Regions from separate parts of the Homo sapiens genome. Here region 1 is linked to region 2. A link is a loop called in an ENCODE intact Hi-C map of the cell type or tissue named here. Cell type or tissue: chondrocyte. All regions are shown on one strand. Links, peaks and the distances in the headings refer to the core of each region. The heading gives the core; the rest is flanking DNA.

Region 1 (10,476 bases), core at 895-8,894, 61 kb after region 2:
TGAGAAGTGTCTATTCAGATCTTTTGCCCATTAAAAAATTGGATTGTTTGTTTGGTTTTCAGCCTAGAATGTTTTATATTTTTTAAAATTTAAATTTAAATTTTGTGGGTACATACGTGTATATATTTATGTGTTGTATGAGATATTTTGATACAGGCATGCAATGCCTAATAATCACATCAGGGTAAATGGGGTATATACATCACCTCAAGCATTTATCCTTTATATTACAAACAATCCAATCATATGCATTTAGTTATTTAAAAATGTATAATTAAATTATTTTTGACTATACTCACCCTGTTGTGCTAGCTAATATTAAGTCTTATTTATTCTAACTATTTTTTGCACCCATTATCCATCCCTCATCCCCTAAGTCCCTTCCCCCGTACCCTTCCCAGCCACTAGTAACCATCCTTCTACTCTATTTCCATGAGTTCAATTATTTTAATTTTCATCTCCCATAAATAAGTGAGAACATAAGTTTATTTTTCTGTGCCTGGCTTATTTCAGTTAACACAGTGACCTCCAGTTCCACTCACAATGCAGATGACAGGTTCTTACTCTTTTTTATGGATGAATAGTACTCTGTTGTGTATAAGTGCCACATTTTCTTTATCCATTTGTCTGTCAATGGGCATTTAGATTGCTTTCTTATCTTGGTTATTAAAAACAGTGCTGCAGCAAACATGGGAGTACAGATATCTCTTCATTGTACTGATTTCCTTTCTTTTAGGTTTGTACCCAGCAGTGGGATTAATGGATCATATGGTAGCTCTGTTTTTAGTTTTTTTTGAGGAACCTCCAAACTGTTCTCCATAGTGGTTGTGCTGATTTACATTCTCACCAACAGCGTATGAGGTTTCCTTTTTCTCTCCATCCTTGGCAGCATTTTTTTATTGCCTGACTTTTGAATAAAGGCCTCATTTTAGGGAGAAATTATATCTCATTGTAGTTTTGATTTGCATTTCTCTGGTGATCAATGATGTTGAGCACCTTTTCATATGCCTGTTTGCCATTTGTATGCTTTCTTTTGAGGATTTTTTATTCAGATCTTGTGCTCATTTTTTAATTGGATTATTAGACTTTTTCCTGTAGAGTTGTTTGAGCTCCTTATGTATTCTTGTTACTAATCCCTTGTCAGATGGGCAGTTTGCAAATATTTTCCCTTATTCTGTGAATTGTCTCTTCATGTTATTGATTGTTTCCTTTGCCGTGCAGAAGCTTTTTAACTTGATGTGATCCAGTTTGTCCATATTTGCTTTGATCACCTGTGCTTGTGGGCTATTACTTAAGAAATCTTTGCCCAGTCCAATATGCTGGCAAGTTTATCCAATGTTTTCTTGTAGTAGTTTTATTGTTCAAGGTCTCAGATGTAAATTTTTAATCCATTTTGTTTTTATTTTTGTATATAGCAAGAGCTAGAGATGTAGTTTCATTCATCTGTATATGCATATCCAGTTTTCCTAGCACCATTTATTGAACACACCGTCCTTTACCCAATGTATGTTCTTGGCACCTTGTCAAAAAGGAATTTACTGTAGATACATGGATTTATCTCTGGGTTCTCTATTCTGTTCCCTGTTCTATGTTTCTGTTTTTATGACAGTACCATGTTACTATAGCTTTGTAGTATAATTTGAAGTTAGATAATGTGATTCCTCCAGTTTTGTTCTTTTTGTGTAGGTAGCTTTATCTATACTGGGTATTTTGTGGATCCATATAAATTTTAGGACTTTTTTTTCTATTTCTGTGTAGAATCTCATTCTACTTTGAAAGGTATTGTGTTTAATCTGTAGATTGCTTTGGGTAGTATGGACAATTTTAACAATATTGACTCTTTCAATTCATGAACTTGGAATATCTTTCCATTTTTTGTGTGTCTTTCTCAATTTCTTGCCTCATTTTAGTACATTCCTTTTTACATGTCTTTAATTTCTTTTTATCAGTGTTTTGTAGTTTCATTGTAGAGATATTTTACTTCTTGGTTAATTACTATGTATTTGATTTTATTTTTAGCTATTGTAAGTGGCATCACTTTCTGGATTTCATTTTCAGATTGTTCTCTGTCGGCCTGTAGAAATGCTACTGATTTTTGTGTGTTCATTTTGTATCCTGCAACTTTGCTGAGTTTGTCAGTTCTAATAGTTTCTTGGAGGAGTCTTTAGGTTTTTCCAAATGTAAGATAATACCATCAGTAAAAAAGGATAATTTGACTTCTTCCTTTCTCACTTGGATGCCCTTTTTCTTTCTCTTGTCTGATTGCTCTGGTTAGGACTTGCAGTACTATGTTGATTAACAGTAGTGAAAGCAGGCATCCTCATTGTGTTCCAGGTCTCAGGGGAAAGGATGACAGTTTTTCCCAATTCAGTATGATACTAACTGTGGGTGTGTCATATATGGCTTTGATTATGTTGAAGCATGTTCCTTCTATACCCAATTTTCTGAGGGTTTTTTTTTTTATCATGAAGAGATGTTGAGTTTCATTGGGTGCTTTTTCAACATCAGTTGAAATCATCATGTGGTTTTTGTCCTTCTTTTTGTTGGTATGATGTGTCATATTAAGTGATTTGCATATGGTGAACCATCCTTGCATACCTGGGACAAATCTCACTTGGTCATGATGAACAGTCTTTTTAATGTATTATTGAATTCAATTTGCTAGTATCTTGTTGAGGATTTTTGCATTATTATTCATCAGAGATATTGGCCTGTAGTTTTTTGTTGTCTTATCTTTGTCTGGTTTGGGTATCAGGGTAATACTTGCCTCATAGAATGACTTTGGGAGTATTCCCTCCTGCTCTATTTTTTGGAATATTATGAACAGGATTGGTATTAATTCTTCTTTAAATGTTTGGAGGAGTGTAGCACTGAAGCCATCAGGCCCTGGGCAGTTCATTACTGGGAGACTTTTTATTATGATGTTGATCTTACTAATTGTTATTGGCCTCTTCAGGTTTTGGATTTCTTGGTAGGTTTTACGTGACAAGGAATTTGTCCATTTTCTCTAGATTTTCCCATTTATTGGCATGTAGTTGCTCATAGTAGCCACTAATGACCCTTTGAATTTCTGTGGTATCAGTCGTAATATTTCCTTTTTCATCTCTAATTTTAATTATTGGGGTCTTCTCCCTGTTTTTCTTTGATAGTCTGGCTAATGGTTTATCAATTTTGTTTGTTTTTTCAAAAAGCAAGTTTTTATTTCATTGGTCTTTTATATTATTTTCCTCATTTAAAATTCATTTATTTCTGCTCTGATATTTATTACTTCTTTTCTCCGACTAATTTGGGTTCAATTCACTTGCTTCTCTAGTTCTTTAAGATACATCATAAAGTTATTTGAATTTTTTTTTGATGTAAGCACTTTCAGCTATAAATTTCCATCTTAGTACTGCTTTCACTGTATTCCATAGGATTTTTTATGTTGTATTTCTATTATCATTAATTTCAAGAAATTTTTAAATTTCTTTCTTAATTTTTTTATTGACTCTCTGGTCATTCAGGAACATATTGTTTTATTTCTATGTGTTTATATAGTTTACAAAATTCCTCTTGTTGTTGACGTCTAGTTGTATTCAGTTGTGATCACAGAAGATGCTTGATATTATTTCAGATTTTTGAATATATTAAGACTTGTTTTGTGATCTAACATATGGTCTATTCTTGAGAATGATCCATGTGCTGAGGAGAAGAATGTGTATTCTGCAGCCTTTGGATGAAATGTTCTGTAAGTATCTATTAGGTCCACTTTTTCTATGGTGCAGATTAAGTTCGATATTTCATTGTTGAGTTTTCTGTCTGGGAGATCTGTCCAATGCTGAAAGTGGGGTGTTGAAGTCACCGGCTGTTACTGTATTGAGTTCTATATCCCTCTTTATCTCTAATAATATTTGCTCTGTATATATGGTTGCTCCAGTTTTGGGTCCACAGATATTTATAATTTTTCTATCTTCTTGCAGGATTGACCCCTTTATCATTATATAATGACCTCCATTTCCCTTCTTATAATTTTTGCCTTCAAATCTATTTTGTATGATATAACTACTCCTGCTCCTTTGTGGTTTCCATTGGCATGGAATATCTTTTCCCATTTCTTTATTTTCAGTCTGTATGTATCTTTATGGGTGAAGTGTGTTTCCTGTAGGCAACAGATCATTGTTTCTTGTTTTTTCATGGTTCATCCAGTCTGTGTATTTTGATTGTTTAGTCCATTTACATAAAATGTTATTATTAATAAATCGGGACTTACTCATGCCATTTTTTTAGTTGTTTTCTGGTCTTCTCTTCCTTGTTTTCTTCCTCCCTGCCCTCCTTTTACTGAAGGTGATTTTCTGTGGTGCTGTGATTTAGTTTCTTTCTCTTTATTTATTTATTTATGTATTTTTTGAGATGGAGTCTTGCTCTGTCGCCCAGGCTGGAGTGAAGTGGTGCAATCTTGGCTCACTGCAAGCTCCACCTCCCGGGTTCACGCCATTCTCCTGCCTCAGCCTCCCAAGTAGCTGGGACTACAGGCACCTGCCACCACACCTGGCTAATTTTTTGGTATTTTTAGTAGAGACAGGTTTCACCGTGTTAGCCAGGATGGTCTCAATCTCTTGAACTTGTGATCTGCCCGCCTCGGCCTCCCAAAGTGCTGTGATTACAGGCATGATCCACCACACCCAGCCTTTTTCTCTTTATTTTTTGCATATCTGTTGTATGTTTTTCGGTTTGAGAATACCATGAGGCTTGCCAATATGATCTAATACCTCTTATTTTAAACTGATGAAAACTTAACACTGATTGTCCAAACAAACATGCAAAAAAACCTGATAAAAACACTACACTTTGAATTCATCCCCCCACTTTTCAAGTTTTCATTGCTTCTCTTTATGTCTTATTGTACTATGTTTTGAAAAGTTTTTGTAGTTATTATTTGATTGGTTCATCATTTAGTCTTTCTACTTAAGAGGAATTTATACCCCACAATGACAGCATAATAATATTCCCTGCATTTTTCTTTATGCTTACTATTATAGTGAGTTTTGTACTTTCAGATGATTTCTTCTTGCTTATTACATACTTTTCTTTCAGATTGAAGAACTCCCTTTAGCATTTCTTATAAGACAGGTCTGGTGTTGATGAAATCTCTCAGTTATTGTTTGTCTGGGAAGATCTTTATTTCTCCATCATGCATGAAAAATATGTTTTGCCAGTTATAATAGTATAAAGTAATTTTTTTTCAGCACTTTAAATATGTCATGCCACTCTCTCCTAACCTGTAAAGTTTCCACTGAAAAGTATGCTGCCAGGTGTATTGGGGCTCCATTATGTCATTTGTTTATTTTCTCTTGCTGCTTTTAGGATACTTTATCAATGAACTTTTGGAGTTTGATTATTAAATGCCTTGAGGTAGTCTTCTTTGGTTTAAATCTGTTGGATGTTCTATAACTTTCTTGCACTTGTATGTTTATTTCTTTCTCTAGGTTTGGGGAGTTCTCTGATATTATCCCTTTGAATACACTTCTTATCCGTCTTTCTCTGTCTACTTTCTATTCAAGTCCAGTAGCTCTTAGACTTGCCCCTCTTTGGCTGTTTTCTAGATCTTGTAGCCATGCTTTATTCTTTTTTTTTTTTAATTTTGTCTCCTCTGTGTATTTTCAAATAGCTTGTCTTCAAGCTCACAAATTATTTTCACTCCTTGATCAGTTCTTCTATTAAGAGACTGTCATGCATTCTTTGATATGTCAAGTTGCATTTTTCAACTCTAGAATTTCTACTTGATTCTTTTTAATTATTTTAATCTCTTTATTAAAGTTATCTGATAGAATTATAAATTCCTTCTCTTCGTTATCTTTAGTTTCGTTGAGTTTCCTCAACAGAGCTATTTTGAATTATCTATCTGAAAGCCTGCATATCTATCTGTTTCTCCAGAATTGGTTCCTGGTTCCTTATTTAGTTCATTTGGTGAGGTCATGTTTTCCTGGATGGTCTTGCTGCTTGTAGATGCTTGGGAGTGTATGGGCATTGATGAGTTAGATTTTTAATTTGGTCTTGGACTCCGGGCTTGTTTGTACCTGTCCTTCTTGAGAAGACTGTACAGGTATTCGCTGGGAGTTGAACCCCAAGCCCAATAATGCTGTGGTTTTATAGGCTCCTAGAGGTACCCCATTGGTGGCCTTGGATAAATTCTGGAAGAATTCTCTGTATTACCAGTCAGAGAACCTCATTCTTTTCCATTATTTTCTCCCAAACAAATGGAGTCTATCTCTGTGCTGAGCCACCTGGAATGGGGATGTGGTTATGCAATCACCCCTATGGCCGCCACCACACAGACTGCATTGAATCAAACCGGAAGCCAGCACAACACTGGGTCTCGACCTTGGCTCACTATAACTACTACCTGGGTAAAACCTATTTTCACTCAAGGCCATAGTGCTCTACAGTCAGCAGATGTTAAGGCCAAACAGGTTTGTGTCCTTCCTTTCAGGGCAATGAGTTCCCCCAGGCCCCGGGCAGGACCAGGCATGCTGTCTGGGAGCCAAGGATTAGAGTCAAATACCTTAGAAATTTACCTGAAGTTCTATTCTACTGCAGCTAAGCTGGCACTCAGACCATAATCCAGAATCTTTGTTGCACTTCCCTCCCCTCTCCACAGGGAGAAGGGCCTCTCCCTATAGCCATCAGCACCAGCAGCCCATAGCAGGGGTTCTGCCAGGCCACTGGCAATGTTCACTTAAAGCCCAGTGGCTCTTCAGTCAACAAGTGGTGAATGCTGCCAGGCTGGGAACTCGTTCTTCAGAGCACTGGGCTCCCATATGCCCCAGGGCAGATCCAGAAATTATATCCAAGAGCCTAGGCTCAGACTCAAGAGACCTCAAGAGCCTGCTTATTGGCCTACCCCACTGTGGCTGAGCTGGTACCTAAGGTGCATTACCTTTCTGTCTGCTTTTCTCAAACAGAAGGAATCTTTTTCTGTAGCTACCACAGCTCTCAATTTGTTGGATCACACCTGAAGCCAGCATTTCTCAGAGCCCAAGGCCCATGGTGTACTACCTGGGTATATTGCTGCTGGTGGTTGTTCATGGCCCAAGAGCTCGTTAATCAGCAGGCAATGAATCCTGCCAGGACTGGGTTCTTCTCTTCAAGACAGTGGGTTTCCTTTTGGCCCAGGATGTGTCTAGAAATACCATCCATGAGCTAGGGCCTGGAATGGGAACCTCACAACTCTGCCCAGTGTCCTGTCCTACTATGGCTGAGCTGATATCTAAGATGCAAGACAAAGTCCTCTTTACTTTTTGTTCCTTCCTCCTTAAGCAGAAGGAAGGAGTCACTTTTGTTGCTGTGCTGTCTGGGGTTGGGGGAATGGTGGCACAAGTACTCCCTTAGCCACCCTGGCTGGTATCTCCCTAGGTCACATGCCACCCTAGTCCACTGGCTCTAATTCCAGTTCAACACTAGTAGTTGCCTAGGAATTGCAGGGTTTGCATCTTAGACTGCCTTTTAAGTTTACCTAGGACCCCAGAGCACTTTGGCCCAAGATGGCGAGGCTTGCTGAGGAGTTCAAATTTAGACCACTGGGACAGGCAATTCCCTTCTGTCTAGTTCTTGTCCAAAAGCTTCCTCTGGCCGGGTGCAGTGGCTCATGCCTATAAACCCAGCACTTTGGGAGACCGAGGTGGATGGATCATCTGAGGTCAGGAGTTCGAGACCAGCCTGACCAACATGGTGAAACCCTGCCTCTACTAAAAGCACGAAAAAAATTAGCTGCCCGTGGTGGCGGGCGCCTGTAATCCTAGCTACTCAGGAGGCTGAGGCAGGAGAATCACTTGAACCCGAGAGGCGGAGGTTGCAGTGAGCAAGACTCTGTCTCAAAAAAAAAAAAAAAAAAAAAAAAAACTTAAAAAAAATAACAAAAGCTTCCTCCATATGTGGGTGCTGGCTGAGGCCAGCATGACTTTGCTGTCTGCTGTAACAGGGCAGCACTGAATTCAATGTAAAGCCCCCCAGTTGCTGAGCTTTCCCTCCCCTATCTGCAAAGACTCTCCTCACTGCATGGCTGCTGCTGGGGCATGGGGAAGGGGTGTCATCAGTGATTCATGACTGTCTCTTCTACCCTCTTCAGTGCCTCTTTCAGCAATATGAAGTTAAAACTAAGTACTGTGATTACTCACCCGATTTTTGATTCTTGTGATGGTGCTTTTCTGTGTGCAGAGAGTTGTTAAACTTTGGTGTTCCTGCAGAAGCTACAAATGGTATAGGCTTCTATTTTGCCATCTTGCTCCATCGTTTCCTCCTGTAGCTTCTTTTTCATTTTCTTAATACCATTTTCTGAAGAACAGTTTTGTTTATTTTGATGATGTCCAGTTTGTCATTATTTTTCTTTTATGGATTATACTTTTGATGTATCTAAGAAATCCTTGTCTAACCCAAGATCACAAAGAATTTCTATTTTCTTTTTTGTAAATTTTATAGTTTTAGGTTTTACATGGTTTACGATCCATTTTGAGTTAATTATTTATGGTATGAGGATGAATTTTTCTATATCTCTATCCTACTTGTTCTGGTACCATTTGTTGAAAAGACTGCTTTTTCTCCATGGAATTGCTTTTGCACCTTTGCAAGAAATTAAGTGACAATATAGAGCCAGTTCTGTTACAGTGTGACATATGTGATCTAAATCACTGCAGTATGCATAAATCCATAGTATATAAACCACAGAACTTATGGGGAAAAGGAGGCAAGGGGCATAACTTTAAAATGTTTGATCAGTGATACACAAAAGAAAAGAAAGTAAAAAGGGTAGCATTGTTCTGTATGTTCTAAATGATTAAGAAATACATAAAGACTGCAATAAATACAGTTCCTTACCTTGAAAAAGACCCGAAGTTTGCTTGTGGAAGTGGGTGTCAGAAAAGTTACAGTTTGTAAGTTATAATGATGTAGTGGAAGTTAGATTATCTGGAATTGGAAGGAAAATTTTAACGCTAGAGGTGGACAGGAGTGGCTCATAACAAATACAGTGAATTAGCTGGTAGATGTTTGAGGTGTGTGCATATGTGCATTTTATGTATTTCTACTTTCCTAAGCTCAGCTGATTCAGTTTTCTGTGCTCATGTAACGCTTCCTGCAGACAAAATCACTGATAAGCCAGTGTGAAATTCACGTTATACTTAGATTGTTTGCTAAGATATCAATTGCATTAGAACAAATTTGCATTTTCAAAAGAAGCATTATAGCAGAATTAACTGTATATGTCAGTCTATCATTGTACACTCTTCTGTTCCATTGATATATATGTCCAACCTTTTTCCGGTACCCCACTATCTTGATTACCGTAGCTTTATAGTAAGTGTTGAAGTCAGGTGTAGTGTAAGTCCAACTGTTTTCTTCCTTTTCAAAATTGTTTGGACTATTTTATTTTCTTGACTTTTTTATACAAATTGTAGAATCAGCTTATTGATTTCTACAAAAGAAATTTTGCTGGGATTTTATTGAAGTTTCATTGAATTGGTATATCAGTTTGGGGAGAATTGATACCTTAACAACATTAAATCGTCCAATTCATGAACATGGTATAACTTCCCATTTATTTAGGTCTACTTTGATTTCTTTCATCAGTGTTTCCAGTTTTCAGCATATAATTCTTGCATATATATTTTATAGCTGTAGATGTATATTTATACCTGTAGATTTCATGTTTGATATTTTTGGTGGTATTATAAATGGTACTTTTTAAATTTCGTCTTCCAGTTGTTCATTAGTAATACCAAGAAATAAGATTGATTTTTATTATTGACATCTTTAGCTCCTTGAAGGCTTTGAACAAAAATGGAAGCTCACCAAAGCCAAAGCAAAATTTGCTTTTTTAATATTTTAAAAAGTATAAGTTACTATTTCTGTTTTGTCTTAGTCTATTTTAAAACTTAGATCAATACGGCAGCTTTGATTTAATTGTTGTTCCCTCACATTTTTTGCACTATATTCTAGTGTAGACCTGAAAGCATGTATTTTGAGGATGAGATTTCATGGAAGGATCTTTAAATGACCTTAAAGAGTATTGTTATGAAATACAGGCTGCTTTCTCTTATTGATCTCACAGGAACTTTCTTAAGAGTAACTGTAGGCCATCCATAAATAATTGTAATGTTTAATACATTATTTTGTTTCTTTTGACGTTTTCTATTTTCTGAAGTTTTTCAGACACATTTTTTGGTAATACTGTTATTATAGATTTTGGACTCAGCAAGGAGTCAGTAGATCAAGAAAAGAAGGCTTACTCATTTTGTGGTACAGTAGAGTATATGGCTCCTGAAGTAGTAAATAGGAGAGGCCATTCCCAGAGTGCTGATTGGTGGTCATATGGTGTTCTTATGGTAAGTAGCATTATTTGTTTTAATTATGCCAACCTGTGATTGATATTACTTATAATTTTATTTTAATTCAAATTTTGGGATTTAGCAGGTCAGAAAGGGGTTCTGATAATTTATAATTAAC
Region 2 (10,476 bases), core at 1,159-9,158:
TATAATCTTTTGTAGACACCTCCAAATTTGCCCATTTTCATAGTCTGATTCCTTAACAGGGCATCAGAATAAAAGGCATTTTAATTATGTTCAACTATATAGACTAATAAGTTGTTATTAGCAGGCCAACTTTTCTTTGTATATAATGAGATCTTAAAGTGACATGCCTTAGGGACATTTTCCCCATTATCTTGGCGATTAACATTTGGCTCCTCGTTAATTATGCAAATTTCTGCAGTCAGCTTGAATTTCTCCTCAGAAAATTGGTTTTTCTATTCTATCACATCGTCAGGCTACAAATTTTCCAAACTTTCATGCTCTGCTTCCCTTTTAAACATAAGTTCCAATTCCAAATCGTCTCTTTGTGAATGCATAAAATTAAATGTTTCCAAGGGCACCCAAGTCACCTCTTGAATGATTTGTTTCTTAGAAATGTCTTCCATCATGTACCCTAACTGATCTCTCTCAAGTTCAAAGTTCCACAGATCTCTAGTGCAGTGGCAAAATGCCGTCAGTCTCTTTGTTAAAGCATAGCCAAGAGTCACCTTTATTCCAGTTCCCAACAATTACTCATCTCCATCTGAGACCACCCCAGCCTGGACTTCATTGTATCACTATCGGCATTTTGGTCAAAGCCATTTAACAAGTCTCTAGAAAGTTTCAAACATTCCCACATCTTCCTGTCTTCTTTTGAGCCCTCCAAGCTGTTCCAACCTCTGCCTGTTACATAGTTTGAAAGTCGCTTCCATATTTTCCAGTATGTTTATAGCAGCACCCCACTACCTTGGTACCAATTTATTGTATTAGTCTGTTTTCATACTGCTATAAAGAACTGCTCAAGACTGGGTAATTTATTTAAAAAATAGAGGTTTAATTGACTCACAGTTCATCATGGCTGGGGAGCCCCAGGAAACTTACAATCAAGGCAAAGGGGAAGCAAGGTACCTTCTTCACATGGCGTCTGGAAGAAGTGCCCAACAAAGGAAGGAAGAGCGCCTTATAAAACCATCAGATCTTGTTAGAACTCAGGCACTATCATGAGAACAGCATGGTGGAAACCACCCCCATGATTCACTTACCTCCACCTGGTCCCTCCCTTGACACATGGGGATTATGGGGATTATGGGGATTCAATTCAAGATGAGATTTGGGTGGGGACACAAAGCCTAACCATATCAGGTATGGATGGGATATGGGAATACCTAGAACGCTGAAAAAGAAAGAGGGTGGGACTGAACCTTGAAGTTCCAATAGGCAGAATTGGGAAGAGGAGGGATGATCCAGTAAAGGAGACAGAAAGATGTATAAGAGAAACAATGATGTAGGAGAAAAACAAACATTATTTCGTTCCAGAGGCCAAGTAAAGAAAATGTTTAAAGAAAGAGTAAGTCATGAACTTACATCAAATGCCAGCAAGTGTTCAAGCAAGCTGTCAATAACATGTTTTTGCTGACGGGAGAGATCCAGTAGAGAGAAAAAAATAGATGATGTTAGTGGGGGGGCGGGTTGCAGAACAAAGCCTTTGAGTAGGCAAGAAGGGATGGATGAGACCCAGCGCTCAAAAGGTTGGCAGTACCAGGCACAGCAGCTCAGGCCTGTAATCCCAGCACTTTGAGAGGCTGAGGTGGGCGGATCACAAGGTCAGGAGTTCGAGACCGGCCTGACCAACATGGTGAAACCCTGTCTCTACTAAAAATACAAAAATTAGCCGGGCGTGGTGGCGCACGCTTGTAATCCCAGCTACTCGGGAGGCTGAGTCAGAAGAATCGCTTGAACCCGGGAGGCAGAGGTTGCAGTGAGCCAAGATCGCGCCACTGCACTCCAGCCTGGGCAACAGAATGAGACTCTGTCTCAAAAAAAAAAAAAAAAAAAAGAAAAAGAAAAAAAGTTGGCCCTAGTTAATACTGTCAGTTCAGCCAAATATGAGTTTATGGGTGTGTGCGTGCACACACAGACACACACACTCTCACACATTTTCACGATTTATAGCCCCATGCACCCACTACTTTCGAAGCTTTGACTTTTAGAGAACCCTGTTCGTTAAGCTCACTTTCTCCTCGAGATTTTCAGCAGAGTAAGTGAGAGGACATTATCAGTTATCCTTGTTTGTAATTCAGTGCAATCTCTGTGGCCAGCTTTGCTTCATTAGCTCTTGAGACCAGATGATGAAATAAATGGAGGGCATAGGTCAACAGCCCTAGGTGTAGAAGGGTAAAGGGGGTGGTGTGCCTTTTATGAACGTTAGAAACCTCTCCAAGGTCCTGAGTTGGTTTAGCCGCTGTTACAGTTGCTCTTTTAAGTCTTTGAAGTGTCAAATGTGGAATAACTTTTAAACTTTCAGCTCTGAAGTGTTTTGATGAGAAGCATCTTGATTATCCCCCGTATAAGATTATACTTTATCTCTGTTATATCGCCAGCTCCCAGTACAATGTGTGGCTTAGAGTAGCGAAGTAGTAAAGCTCGCTTTGAAGAAGGTACTAAAAACTATGATTATTGTCACTACAGACCCAACATTCTCAGAGGGGGCTGGAGGATGGGCTAGCTTCGGAATCATGCCTTTGTTGCCACAAGTGGAGTTCATTAAGTGGCATATGTTTGCCTGTGTGTGTGCATGTGTGAAGAGAAACATTGTGTGTTATCAATAGTGTGAAGGCAACCAGCAGGAGCATCCTGAGAGGGACAAGTAAGGTGGGGGCTAGAGAGGACAGGTATATTTATTTTTTTAAATGGGGGTTATCCTGCCTTTACCTTCTAGGAGGATAATGTATGATGTACTAAAATCCCTGCCCTAGTATTTGTCACTAAGTATCGAAATGGGCGTGGTTTGGCATATAAGACACCTGCTCTTCGTGAGCCCTGCAAAGAGATACTCTTGGAGTCCTACCCTTACCCTGATTCCTCAAGTGCTCTGGAGGGTCCCCCAGTTCCAGCATCCTTTTTGAGAATCCTGCCGCCCGCCAGCAATGCTGCTCCGTGGACTTGAGAGGGCCTGCTGAGCATGTGTGAAGAGCGCTGCGCATGCTCCGTGGAGTGGGCAGGTTTACCGAGGCGCTAGCAGGGGCTTTTACTACTGTTCAGTCGCCTCCCCAGCCCAGCACGCCCCCCTCCCCTCTATCCCACCACCCACCACGCGGTCCCCCGCATCCACCCCGCCCCTCTATCCCGCCCCCTTCACCCCAAGCTGGGGAATCTCCATTGACGTTTGGGTGACGCCGCTGTGCCGCCGCCGTGGGGGGGTCCAGGCGCCGCACAGGTAACGCCGCCGCTGCCGCCATATTGACAGAGCAGGGAGCGGGGAGGGGACCCGAGGAAGTGGGGTGTTGGGGGAGTCACCACCGAGCGGCTGTCGTTGTGGTGGCAGTGGTGAGCGCGAGCCGAGCGGCAGCTCTTGGAGAGGCAGCACAGAGTTGTCTTCTCTATGGGAATCACCGGGCGGCGGCGGCGGCGACCCCCAGCTCCCAGCCTCTGAGAGACCCGGCGGCGAGGGCAGCGCTCGCTGAAGGCGGGGCTGGGGGTCGCGGCGGCGGCGGCGGCGGCGGCGGCGGCGGCGGGCCAGTTCAATAGACAGGATGCGCGGCCGCGCCAGCGGTAGGCGGCAGCTCCTGTTTGAGTGCTCCTGAAGGGGAGATGCTACCATTCGCTCCTCAGGACGAGCCCTGGGACCGAGAAATGGAAGTGTTCAGCGGCGGCGGCGCGAGCAGCGGCGAGGTTAGTGTGGTGGCCAAGACGGGCTGGAGCCAACCCCCGCCTCCTTCCCCTCAAGACCTTGGCTGGGGACGGAGAGAGGAGAGGCGTAGGGCCGGGAAGCGGGCTCCCGGGCAAGCCCCCTTGATGCTGCCTCCACTGCCCTTTCGCTGGGGAGCGGGCGGGGATGAGACGGCGGGCTCGGGCTTGCGGAGTGAGTGCAGCCTGGGCCCGGGCTCGGCCTTGGGCGGAGCGCCTGCCTGGCGGGCCACGCCAGAGTTGTTGTGACTAAGTTTCTTCACTTTCCGACCCGAAGGGGAACTGGGGGACTGGCGGGGTGCTGTGCCTGACTCCGCGCGTCCCTTTTTCTCCGCCGCGCCTAGTTTGCTGGCTGGGAACATTTTGGGGGACAGCTGCGGACTCCAGCTCGCTGTTGAACCCCGGACGCTTTACGAACCCAGTGCAACAAACACACCAAGGTGACTAAGTAACTCTGGGGACATTTGCACATAGGCACGAGTGTTCCCTGGTAACAGCTTTCTCGTTTCTCTGTGGCTTGTTATGGTTCCTTGTAATGACCCATGTCGAGATACACTGGCGACCTATCTCCAGTCGCCAGGTTTCAGGTGATGTTCTACTGCTTCCTCTCAGGTCCCCTTGATTCTACTGCACTCTTGCTCCACCCCTTCTCCTTTCCACAACCGCTGTCCCTGCCCCGTTGGTCTGTAAAAGAAGACGCAAAGTAAACCCCAGCCCTTATAAATAAGTCGAATCTTTGGTAAGACTTAGCGAGGTTCAACCAAAATACTTTGGTTCACCTCTCTTCCCACTCTTCTTACTCTGAAACTGTTCTGGTTGGGCTTTGGTCAGCTGTGCAGTGAGAACTTAGATGTACACAGGTGCTTTGTTTTTATTGTTGTTATAAAAGCGGGCAGCATTTAAACACAAAAACGTGTCTTTTGTGATAGAAAGTTGGATCCTTTTCTGATAACTTAATCGACTGCGTACTACTCCAGTAGAGGCCACCATACACCTCCTAAAAATAGTTGGTGAAATTGATTCACAGTAGGATATTTTGAGGTAAGACTCTCAATCCTCGACATCTAAAGGGTGCAACTTTGTCTTCAAGTACTTGCTCCATTTAAAAAAAATACACATTTGGCTGTTGTATGATTACCTTGTTTTTTTTTCTTTAAATTTTTTTGTTATTTATCAACTAAACTGGGGTTAAGATTACATGCTAGAATAACATGTGGTAAGGAATATAGTGGAAATAAATTCAGAAGTACCCTAAATCTGAACCCTCTATACTTACAGGAAATATTTTACTAGTAAACCAAGCAATTCCAATATACGTTTTAATATTTTACATCTCGTAAGAACAAGATAAATGAATAGGCGTTCCTTTCTTGTTGAAATGTGGGAATGCTAACTGTTTGCACAATTGTCTAGCAAGTCTATTGAAGGGGAGAGGAACTTTGTTATATTCATGTATGTAACTTACTGAACTTATAGGCATTTAGTTTATAAAAACAGTTAAATGCTTTGATATAAGGATGGGATGGGAGGTGGGAATCCTTTTGCATGCCTACTATTTTATTATTTCTGTTAACTTTGAATGTAGTATGTTTTAAATTGTAATTACCACATATGGTTTTTTTATTGTTTGCAGTATGTTTTAGGTATTGTAGAGATTTAACAATGGGTCTCTCTACCTCAGCAATTTGGAAAAATACTCGAGTGGAAATTGTTAATCCCTATGAAGTAAAACGAAAGGTGAAGGTAATGTGGTGAAGATAGTATTTCTGCCTTCTTTCTCTAAAACAGTTATGATTGGTTAGATTTAACCCTGCAAGTTACTTAATAAAAAATATTATAGGTGAAAACTAAATGCTACATTTGAACAGACCCACTTAGTACTTAGAAGAGTTTGTTTGTTTTTAATTATATTCTTTTGATAAGAAGTAAACAAGTTTACTTTTGATAATTTATATTTTAATTACAAATTTGTTGATGTTGGCTTTAAAAATGCTAATTTTGAGTACAAGCTCTACAACCCTCAATTGTGATAATTTTAGGACTAAGAGTGTTTTTGTTGTAGAATATATATTTTTAAAATGTGCTAGAATCCTTAAAGAAAATGTAGGTAAGAATCTGTTAACTTTAATGTCAAAAGAAATAATTTCCGTCCATTTCTGTGTGTGTTGAATCTGGTAAGATTAAAGATTATAGACACTACCATATATTTTGGAGTCTTTTTGTATCTTTTACCTGTCTTGCTTGCATGGACAGTTGTTAACCTTTGAATTATCATTCAGAAGTGTGTAAATTGGTTGTTTGAGACTCTTAACATGTTTTCCCACAGGAAAAACTTATTAAGGGTACTTATATTTTTAGATCAGTACATAATAGCGAGGTATAATGATGCCGAGCCTAACCACTGTTTGTAAAATTGTTCTGTGGTGAAATGTGTCAGGTTTCAACCAATAACTAGCTTGGTTCCAGTGAGAGGTAGAGAATGGGCCTGAAAAGGGGAAACCTGGAATCTTTTGGTTTCTGGGAAGAGAGTTCTTAGAAGAGGGGAAATAGGGTAAGCAAGAAACTGATTGTGAGAGCTCTTGCAGGGACTGTCTCAATGAGGTCTACTGGGAATAGGAACTTCAAAGGGCATCACCCCTCACGCAGTCACAATTTAAGCTTTTGACTGGATTCTGTCAGGATCAAGAAAGAGGTTTTACTTGAGATGGGATGGGTATTGGTCATTCCTGGGCAAGGATCATAAAGAACAACCTGTTTGACTAATGTGAACTTTTCATGATTTAATGCCATGCATGTTACAGTTTGTTCGCTTAGTTGTTTGTTTTTTGGTGAGGAACCAAGTGCTTCTTTATCAAGTTGATGATGTAATTTTCACATTTCATATCATAGTAAACGTGTAGTACTTTTATATTATTTCTTTAGCAATGCTGTTTTTATTTAAGCAAGTTAGTTTTTTTTTTTTTTTTTTTTTTTTGAGTCAGGGTCTTTCTATGTCATTGTACATTGTCCAGGCTGGCCTCGAACTCCTGGACTCAAACAATCCTCATGCCTCAGGTTCCCGAGTAGCTGGGACTACAGGTGCTCACAACCATGCCTGTCTAAACAAATTAGTTTTGAGAGTATGTAGTTTACTGATAAAACCAATTTGGGAAAAACTTCTAGTTTTAATTAATTTTCATGAGACCCTATAGTAATAGAGGAAAGAACAGCTTTGAAGGCAGGTAAATCTGGGTTCTTGTCCGAGCTCCATGCCATACTCATGATGTGACACAATCCACGTTACCTAACCTCTCTGAACCTCACTTTCTTTGTCTATAAGTTGGAGAAAAAACATCTTCAAGAGTTGTTATGTAAAGAAAATTCAGTGCTGGGTTTAATAAACTTAGCAAGATGTTTTGCACTTAGTCTCTAGTACACAATAGTTCCTTCTCTTTTCCCACAGTCATCATGCCTCTTCCCATGCCCCTAAAGTCTGAACTATTGTCATCTATGTTAAAATCCTGGGATTCAGATAACCATGGCCTTAGCCGCAGCCTTCCATTTCGTAAGCAGTTTTTCTTAAGACCCCTTCCTAAATTTGATCATTTCATCTAAGTATAGTGGTGCTCTCACTGTGAATGTTTGTAATCACAGATAGGGTGATCCAGAGATAAAATACAAAGTTATATTTAGAAACAGTGGAAGGATAAGAAGAGACAGATAATTTCATTTATTATATCTGGCTGATGAGGTGTTTCATTGAAATTTTTAATTTTTTAAAAAAATTCTGAACTCTTGTCATGGTAGGAATTGGTTCAATTCATGAAGCATTTATTGAGTACAAGGCAGTGCTGTACATAGTGCTGTAATGTGAAATGCCTAAAAATATACCACAGAGTCCCACCCTACCCCCACAGGTTTACATTCAGGTAGTAAGACAGGCATGTATGGAAATTGTTATTGTAAAAGGCACAAGATTATCAACAATGGGGTGGTGGTGGTGGTGGTGGGGGTGGTGGTGGTTTAGGAATGGATCTGGTAAGGCTTTGTGAAGGAGGTGGAATTTGAGCAGGGCATTAGAAAGTGATAATATTTTCACAGACAGATGAAAGGAGCATATTTCACGTGGATGGGCACAATATAAGAAAAGGCATGGAAATGTTCTGAAAGAAGGAAGAATCTGATACTGTTGTAAGTCTGTGATGTGGGAGAGGGGATATAGTGAGAGATAAGGAATGTATTAAAGGTAAGCTAGGCCCAGGTTGAATGGGACTTTTTAAGCCAGTTTAAGGGTTCAATTTTATCTCATAAATAGGAGCCACTGAAGGTTTTTGAGGACATGAGTGACATTATTAGATTTGTGCTTTGAAAAATAATTGACGGTAGTGAGGAATGGGGGAGATATGGAAGGTGGGGAATTCCAGCTAGGAGGCTATTGTGTTAGTGGAAGTAGTAGTGAGATTTTTGAACTAGTACAGAAGGGGTAGAAAAGAGATGACTGATGGGAGAGACCTGGCAGAGGTAGAATAGTTACAATTTGGTAACTGATTAGATGTTGGAGAGTAAAAAGAAATAACAAACAATTGAGATTAGAAGCGTCCTGGTAGGAATTAATTCAATGTAACAGGTATTTAATGCATACCTGCCAATATAAGTCTCTGTATTAGCCACCAGACTAATATAAAAATAAATAGATCTTTGCAGTATAGGGAGATAGAAAGCTAAAATGAAATCTCCCCTTTCTAATATTGTATTGAATAATAGCATTCCACTCTGAAGGTTTCTGATCGTGCTTAGAATGCTTAAATTCTTTACTACCAAAGGTGAATACACTTATTACTAGCTAAAACATTTTTAATTCTTTTTAAATGGGCCTTAGGCCTGTAATTCTTGTTTCACCAATGTTCATCTTCAGTAGTCAGCAGCCGTGAGTACAGAGTCCTATTCTGAAAATAATGACCAGTACTTATTTCTGGAATGTGGAAGGAGAGCAGGGACATCTGTATTTTTTCTATGCTTTCACCAGGTTTATTTGGAATAGACAAGCGGGGAGGAGTCAGAGGGCAGTGGCCCCTCCCTGCCACAGGTGCCTTCTCAGTTCCTCCAAGTCAATCTTTCTTTAAGCCAGTCTGATCTGGAAATATTCAGGTCAGTTCCTTCAGGGCAGGTCCTCTATATTTCCCTACCTTGATTAGTTCATCAAGAGAGCTAATCATTACCTCTGTGTTCCATGATAAGGCCTACTGATAGTGTAGTTGCTTTTCTGGGCCATATTGTTTTAGTACCTACCCTCTCATAGTCTCTCTCATCTAGAATTTTGATGAGGAAATGCAAGATTTTTTTCCCTTCCTGTAATTTCTTTCTTGGTGCTATCATTGTATGTAGCAGCGGTTCTTAAGATTTGATAAGCACTTGGAATCTTGAGGTATAAGCCTTTCAGTACTTTGTCAGAATTTGCTATGTAATGTTTATTCATTTATGTTATTTCCAAGGATTATTTACTGTTGCTGCCAATATTTTTTTTTGTTGTGTATTTTCTTTATTTTTGTTTGTTTTTAGGTAGGAAAGGAGTTAGATGGGAGAGAGATTTAGAGAGCTGAGCTAAATCTGGCTTTTGCAGATAAGAGACGTTTTCTAAATTGCCCTGGAGACATTCTGTAACTGATTTCACTGCTAGATTTTAATCTGTATCTCTACATTAGAAACAGGTCCTGCTGTAGTTTTGTGTGCACGTGTGTGTGTGTGTGTGTGTGTGTGTGTGAGAGAGAGAGAGAGAGAGAGAGAGAGACAGAGAAAGAGGGAAGGTGGAGTAGAGTGCATGTGTGTTACTTGTGATTTGCTTCATTTTACCAAGCATTTGAGATGGTATATGGGAAATATAATCTGATAACTATTTTGATATTGAGGATAAGGGAAAACAAAGTAGGAGATATATGAAAAGGGTGGAGGGTAGGGGATGAAGGGTAAAATAGAGCACAAATAAGCAGGCTGTAAGGGTCTATGACATGTTTAAAATATAGTTGAATTATAAATTTGGCCTTGAGTTTTCTTAGCTGGTTTTTCTCAACTCTGGCTGTGTGTTATATTTACCTGGGAGTGTAAAAAAATTATCCATGCCAGTGTTCCACTCAGAGATTCACATTTAACTAATCTAGAGGGGGCCTGGGCATCTATTCCCCAGATGCTTATGATGCACAGCCAGGGTTAAAAACCACAGCTCTAGGCCAAAGTAAAAAAAGAAATAGTCACGTAGTTGTCATTATTCAATAGGAAAAAAAGAATATTAATTTGTAAGCTAGCAATTAGCTCTGCAGTAAATTATCTGTGAATTGTGATATTTTTCTGTGTGTTTTATTTTGTTGTTGTTTTAAGATATGACTGGAGCCAAATTGGGTTGTTTGAACTGCCCTGTATGTTCTTGCTCTTTAGTTTTGAGGAATTTGCTTTTCCAGTAGCATTAAAAACAAAATTTAGTACCGTAGCTAGTTTTGATATAGTTCAGCCATATAACTAAGAGGTTAAATAACTTGTTCACCCATTTTACTAGCTGAGTAAGGAGATAGTGACTCTGTTTTGAATGACAAATATCCCATTACATCTCTAACAAAAAATTTCAAAACCCATGGGTAATTATTACTAAGAAATCCCTCTGCCTCTCCTGTAAAGTGATTGAAGACAAACTTTAAGAGGAAATATAGCAATTTAAACACCCAATACAAATTTTTTAACCTGAAAAAACGTTGGAATCCATTCCATTTAAAGGTATCGAATCTT

Evidence for each region. A loop is a pair of places that touch in the nucleus more often than their neighbours do. Peaks named below come from ENCODE experiments on the same cell type or tissue, not always from the same donor. Only the 100,000 strongest peaks of a DNase experiment are listed, where the experiment ranks them.
Region 1: a loop joins it to region 2, with 3 times the contacts of the local background. A loop is called at or near these places in 3 of 110 quality-filtered maps.

Annotation. Positions count from the first base shown.
Region 1 is chrX:84,119,764-84,130,239 of GRCh38, reverse strand. RPS6KA6 (ribosomal protein S6 kinase A6) reads left to right here. Exons shown (of 22, transcript NM_014496.5): 9 at 10,213-10,355. Among named protein-coding and RNA genes, the nearest start is that of RPS6KA6, 63 kb to the left of the region's middle. In chondrocyte, for the core only: no CTCF peak of the experiment used is centred there; no DNase peak of the experiment used is centred there.
Region 2 is chrX:84,181,051-84,191,526 of GRCh38, reverse strand. RPS6KA6 (ribosomal protein S6 kinase A6) reads left to right here and starts at 3,328. Exons shown (of 22, transcript NM_014496.5): 1 at 3,328-3,708. The coding sequence starts at 3,628. In chondrocyte, for the core only: CTCF peaks have their summits at 2,966 and 4,699 (motif pointing right); DNase peaks (open chromatin) are centred at 3,226, 3,306 and 3,716.